2 separate regions of the Homo sapiens genome follow, and region 1 is linked to region 2. The links are chromatin contacts, found by Hi-C in ENCODE. All regions are on one chromosome and are shown on one strand. The core of a region is the stretch at or near the end of the contact, and the rest is flanking DNA. Distances in the headings are between cores, read along the strand shown. Region 1 holds the start of APELA (apelin receptor early endogenous ligand). Region 2 overlaps MARCHF1 (membrane associated ring-CH-type finger 1).

Region 1 (2,700 bases), core at 180-2,679, 1.3 Mb after region 2:
CTAAGAAGACTGGGGCGGGAAATGGGGAGGGATTTAAAAATCTGAATAAACTCTTTGCCATTCTTAAGTCACTTGTATATCATGAGTTCAAACTCTATTGTATTCCATTGATTTTATGAAGCAATGGACAGCATGGTAAAGTAGGACCCTTTAACACTATGCTTGCAGTCCCCAAACAGGTCAATATATTCTCAAGACTTCAATAAAGTGAATTTAAGAATTTTTGTATGCCATCGCCTATTATAAACTTCATGCCTAACTAGACAGGCAGGGAAATTTACAGATTGACTTATAAAATCAAGACAAATTGTGCATTAAATTCAAACCTCAGGAAGCCCCAAGGTTATGTACCAACTACCTGAGTCTAAAGAAGCCAAATACAACAAAATTCCTAATGGTTCAAAACAAATTACACATGCTTTAGAGCTAGTACTTTGGCTGTACTTGTGTTTCAAGGCATACCTATACTATTCTTTTGGCATTTTGCATTTTACCTAAAATATGTTCGATATGGATGTTATAAATGGAATTTATTATACTTACATAATAAGTATAGTCATTTCCATTTATAACAGCTGTATCTGATATATAAGGGAGCACTTGAAACAAAAAGAGATCTTGGTGCATGTGTGTAAAAGACAAGGCTAGACTGTTTTTGTGTTTTCTGAATTCACTGGGAGATGAACTAAGACTTGTTTTCTCCATCTCCAATTTCTGTGACTGTGGTATGTTAGCCTGGTATTCCACCACATATAAATTTTTAACCGAACACAGATTTCATGAGTTTGTGGCTTGCCTGAACTTCCTTTTTTAAAATCCTGGACATTTGCAGATGAAAATAATCTGTTACTTTTAAAACTGCACTTTACAAAATATTAATATAAATGTATATGTTTTGCAGATTTATTTCAAAACATTCTAAATTCCAAAAATCTTTACTGTTACAAACCCAGTGAATTAGGCAATTTGGAGAGTTCGTGTAAACAGGCACTACTTTGCAGTAAGTTTGGTAAAGATAAAGCATTTCAGCACATGTTCTGCCACAAAGCATTTGGGACTCTTATGTTAGAGCTTCAGAATTCCTTCTGAAAAAGACAAAAGAGAGACTTCCTGTCATTTCCACTGGTTTCTGCATGTGGGACCAATATGGGCAAAGTTTAAACAGATGCAAATGGTAAGGGGAGGAGGCAGTGTCACGTCTTGTTTTACGTATTTCTTCATATCCAGATTGAATTTAAGTCATTCTCTTCTTGGAGCTTTTGGAGTACACTTCCACTAAAGTTATAGCATGCTTGAATGGTTTATTTCACCAATATTTGCTTATGGAAATAAAGGGGAGTGGCCGAGGAGAAAGGAGAAGAGGAGTGGAGGAGGGGTTTGAGGCTGAGGGAGGCTCTGACCACAGCACAGAGCACCGGCAACTTTGTCTAATGTGATCATTAACCTTCCTGCAAAACACAGCTGGCAGTTCTCTGAGGTTTGTCACTAGAATGTGAAGACAGCCACACAGATATTGCACAGACTATTTACAGATCGTTTGGTTTACATTGAGAGTCATTGCTCTACTTTTGTGCGGTAGGAAAATGAGATTTCAGCAATTCCTTTTTGCATTTTTTATTTTTATTATGAGTCTTCTCCTTATCAGCGGACAGAGACCAGGTAGGCCTTTGATACATTTGTACAAGTAACTTGTTTTGCCTGTTTGCATCCCTGGGTCTCTGAGCATGATTGTGTTTATCTGAAAACCACTTAGGTGTGCTTGCAGTTAGTAGTATTGGGGATAAATGTGTAGGATTTTGAAAGTATGCTATCTATCCTGTTGGGTCTATTATTTCAATATTTTAAAAACATCTGGACTTTGAAATGATAAGTATTTTACCACTATTTTTCCTAAATGCCAAGAAAATAGATCTCTAAGCTATTGCAGATTATGTTGTCTTTACAAGTAAAATGAAACAGAAGTGTTCGTCTATTCATTATAAAGGTAAATAAATGTATAGATTTTTAGGTAAAATGCAAACTCCAAAGCAGTTTATTTAAAAAGTATGTTGCTGCCCAGAGTAGGGGCTGAATTAACATACAAAAAGCATAATGCAACAAAATGCAGATTAAATCTTAAAACAGGTCAATAGCTGTCATTTCTAATTATGTAACTAGGCATGTCACTTAAAACAAATAAGTGCAGTTTTTATTATTATGCTTATACAGCTAAAAAGCATCAAAAATATGTATGATAAAGATACATAATATTAATTTACTTGACATGTTTTCAAAGATGATATCAAGTATATTGTACTTAACCAACAGAAATTTAGTACACAAAAGTATTCTAATGTACTTTTACTTCAAAACCAAACAGCTAAGATTTCAAAGAACCAGTAAGTTTGAAAAAAAAAAGAAAGAAAAGAGAGAAAAGAAGAGAGAAAGAAAGAAAGAAAGAAACAGAAAAAAGAAAGAAAGAAAGAAAGAAAGAAATTAGAAAGTTAAAGTTTTCTGAACCACAAACCCAACTTTAAATAAAAAGGTGGTAATATTTACATCCAAATATGTTAAATTATTCACTTGATAATATACTTCTTCAGTTAGAACAGAAAACGATGCATCACTTGTTAAAAATTCAGACTTTGCTTTTTAGTGAATTAGAAGTTTGATCACTGTGAGTTTATTTCGAATGATGTCCCCTGGTCTGTGCTTTTACAT
Region 2 (2,700 bases), core at 102-2,601:
GTGTTCCTTCCATCAGGAAATCATTCTTAAGATATGCAGTTATTTAGATCCTCTTAATATACTGCCACTCTTCAAGAACTCTATCACCAATCATATAAACCCAAATTGCTTCACCTTCTTTTCATATGAGCTTGTACAATTTGAGTTTACCTTACCTATTCAGGCATATTTTCCACGAATCTCTGACATACAACCACAGTGGCATCGTACAGAGTTTAACAGCTAATAAGCTGTGGGTTTTGCCACAAATAAGTTATTGCTGTGCCAAGATCTTGATTCCTGTTAGCTTAGAGGGCAGTTTTGAGGTCTTGGGTGTGTTGTCCATTCACCCTGGTTGACTCACAAATGTTATCATGTTCTGCGTGTTGTAAAAAATGTTGGGAAACACTGGTGTGGCTATTGAAAATACAATCAGCATTATATTTGTAGTTCCGCCCATCTATACGTGTTAAATTACTTAATCTCTGTGTTTCAAGTTCATCATCAGTAAAATGGGAGAATAGTGGTGATAGACTATTAGGAAGAATTAAAGTAAGTGATCAATTAAGTGACAATAATTATTAATAATCAATTATTTCATATGATTATTAATTAATTATTGTCACTTAATTGATCACTTAATTTAATCCTTATTAACAGTCTATGACCACTATTGTCCCATTTTACTGCATAACAGTCTACTAAAAGTAGTATTTATTAAAATTAATGGTCAGATGATTATTTCCTGAGTGTATTGCATTCTCTATATTAAAGTCTGTCTTTGAGAATTTCCTCAAGTATGTTCTTCATACCTTTGACACCTTCCCTCTTTTAATAATGCCTCATCTAAATTAAGACTCATCTAAATTTCAGACTCACATCCCTAATTAAACAGCCCCTAGTTTTTCCTTCCCTACAATGCTCTCTCCTATTTTTTGAGCTGTCATTGCTCTTAAAGCCTATACCACACAGATACAGTCTCTGCTGTTTGTTAACTGTTTCATTTACACAAGTTCTGGAATTATGAGCTGAATAAATTCATGTTTAATAATTTTATGGGGGCAGGATCTTTTTGTGGATTTGTATTGATATTCAGAGTAATTTAAGTTATGAGAATGTTAAGAAGTCAGGCTAAAGATGGCAAAGCACTAGACCATAATGGACTGGCTTTCATTAAGCTTCTATTTAAACATTTACAGAGCACAGACCAAAAAAAGCCAGCTTAGTCAGATCATATGGCAATTCTCAGAAGTTGTTACCAATGACCAGTGTTTTGTTTATGTTTCGGGAAAATTCACTTACAGTGAAAGTGAGAAATTGTGATCCTTTTATATACCATGAACTCTTTAATTTGCATTTGAGGAACTGAATTGAGGTGTAACAATTTTATACCCTATCTGAGCAGCAGAGGAAGTCAAGCAAACTGATCTGCAGTGGAAAGGAGAAGTAACATACTTCATAAATAGAGAACAAGATGGACAGTAGTTAATATCATTCAGACTAACAGCTGTTTGCAGCTACTCTTATTGACATGGAGACAGCAAGCAATTTTGGACTGTAAACAAAAAGGCATTATAAGCCAGATTTCTAAGGTTTCCTTAACAGAAACGAAGATAAATATCCTAAGCCATCATTCAGCCTGAGATTTAAAATACCTTGAAAACTCAAGTTCAAAATACAATCATGACATAAGAATAAAAATATTTTACCAACAGATAATACCATTTTTGTAATCATAAGTTTTGTCATTCTGAATATGTACTCTTTTTTACATGTGCAGACGAGTGACAGTTCTTCATACATATGTGATTTTTTAAAAGTGTTTTGTTTTCTCAAAGGAATATTTTCAACTCAAAAAAGCTGCTACATAGCATGACTTCCTGAGTTTAATTTCATGCCCTAATTTGTCACCACTGACTTGGTCAAAACCTCAGACCATCTGCACAGAGCTGTAGGGAATGATCAACAACAAAGACAATGACATGGCAATGTCCCTGGCTTTCCTAACTCTATTCCTGGAGCTGATCCAAGAGTCGCAAGTAATCAGCCACATTTTTTTTTTTTTCACCACCAGACATCACACTGATGGAAAACAGTGGAGAAGAAGATAATGATCACCTTGCTTGGTCAATAATGAAAGCAGAGGAGGCCAAGTCTTATTTGAATTCACAGACATTGAATTCTGCAATGGATTGGGAAGATTCTATTGGAATTGCTTCTCTTGGGTGTCTCATCCCCTCTGGAGATGGTTCGATGCCATTGATACTAGGACTTTAAATTCTGCTTGGGACTGAGGATTCCCACTGAGATTCTATTATCATCTAGCCTAGTGGTTCAGTCTCATAGTGGGCCGGAGCCTCTTTGAAGACTATCTGAGAGGTCTCCATGGGCTCTTGAAACACATTAAGATTCCCCCATTCCCTCTATTGATGTGTGTAGCCCCTAGGAGTCCCAGTCAGTATATCTAGCAATCTTAAGATCAGCTCAGACTGTCCAAATCCTCCAAATCAGGAGAAATCAAAAGCTGGATTGCATCTTTTAGGATAATCCCTTCCCTGTTAACCATCGCTTTACTGCCCTCTCTATACTCATTGGTTAGCTCAGAGGACCATGTATTTCTGCATAAAGGAAATGAGTTCCCCAGTGCCATTTATCTTTCCAGATCCTACCTTACAATTTTGATGACTTGTGGATAAGTAAATAGATAATATATATTGAACG

The links. A loop is a pair of places that touch in the nucleus more often than their neighbours do. Pooled maps may share reads with other maps.
Region 1: a map with no recorded cell type shows a loop between it and region 2 (14-fold over the local background). The contact joins the promoter of APELA here to the enhancer-like site in region 2. A Hi-C loop is called at or near these places in 6 of 37 single-sample maps with no recorded cell type and 4 of 50 pooled maps.

What each region holds. Positions count from the first base shown.
Region 1 is chr4:164,875,749-164,878,448 of GRCh38, forward strand. It overlaps APELA (apelin receptor early endogenous ligand), which reads left to right and starts at 1,430. Exons shown (of 3, transcript NM_001297550.2): 1 at 1,430-1,659. The coding sequence starts at 1,584.
Region 2 is chr4:163,590,485-163,593,184 of GRCh38, forward strand. All of the region lies in intron 7 of MARCHF1 (membrane associated ring-CH-type finger 1), which reads right to left. Among named protein-coding and RNA genes, the nearest start is that of TMA16, 97 kb to the left of the region's middle. Within about 2 kb of position 1,352, at least 4 of the 41 ENCODE cell types and tissues checked have a DNase peak (open chromatin) inside an H3K27ac peak, as active enhancers do.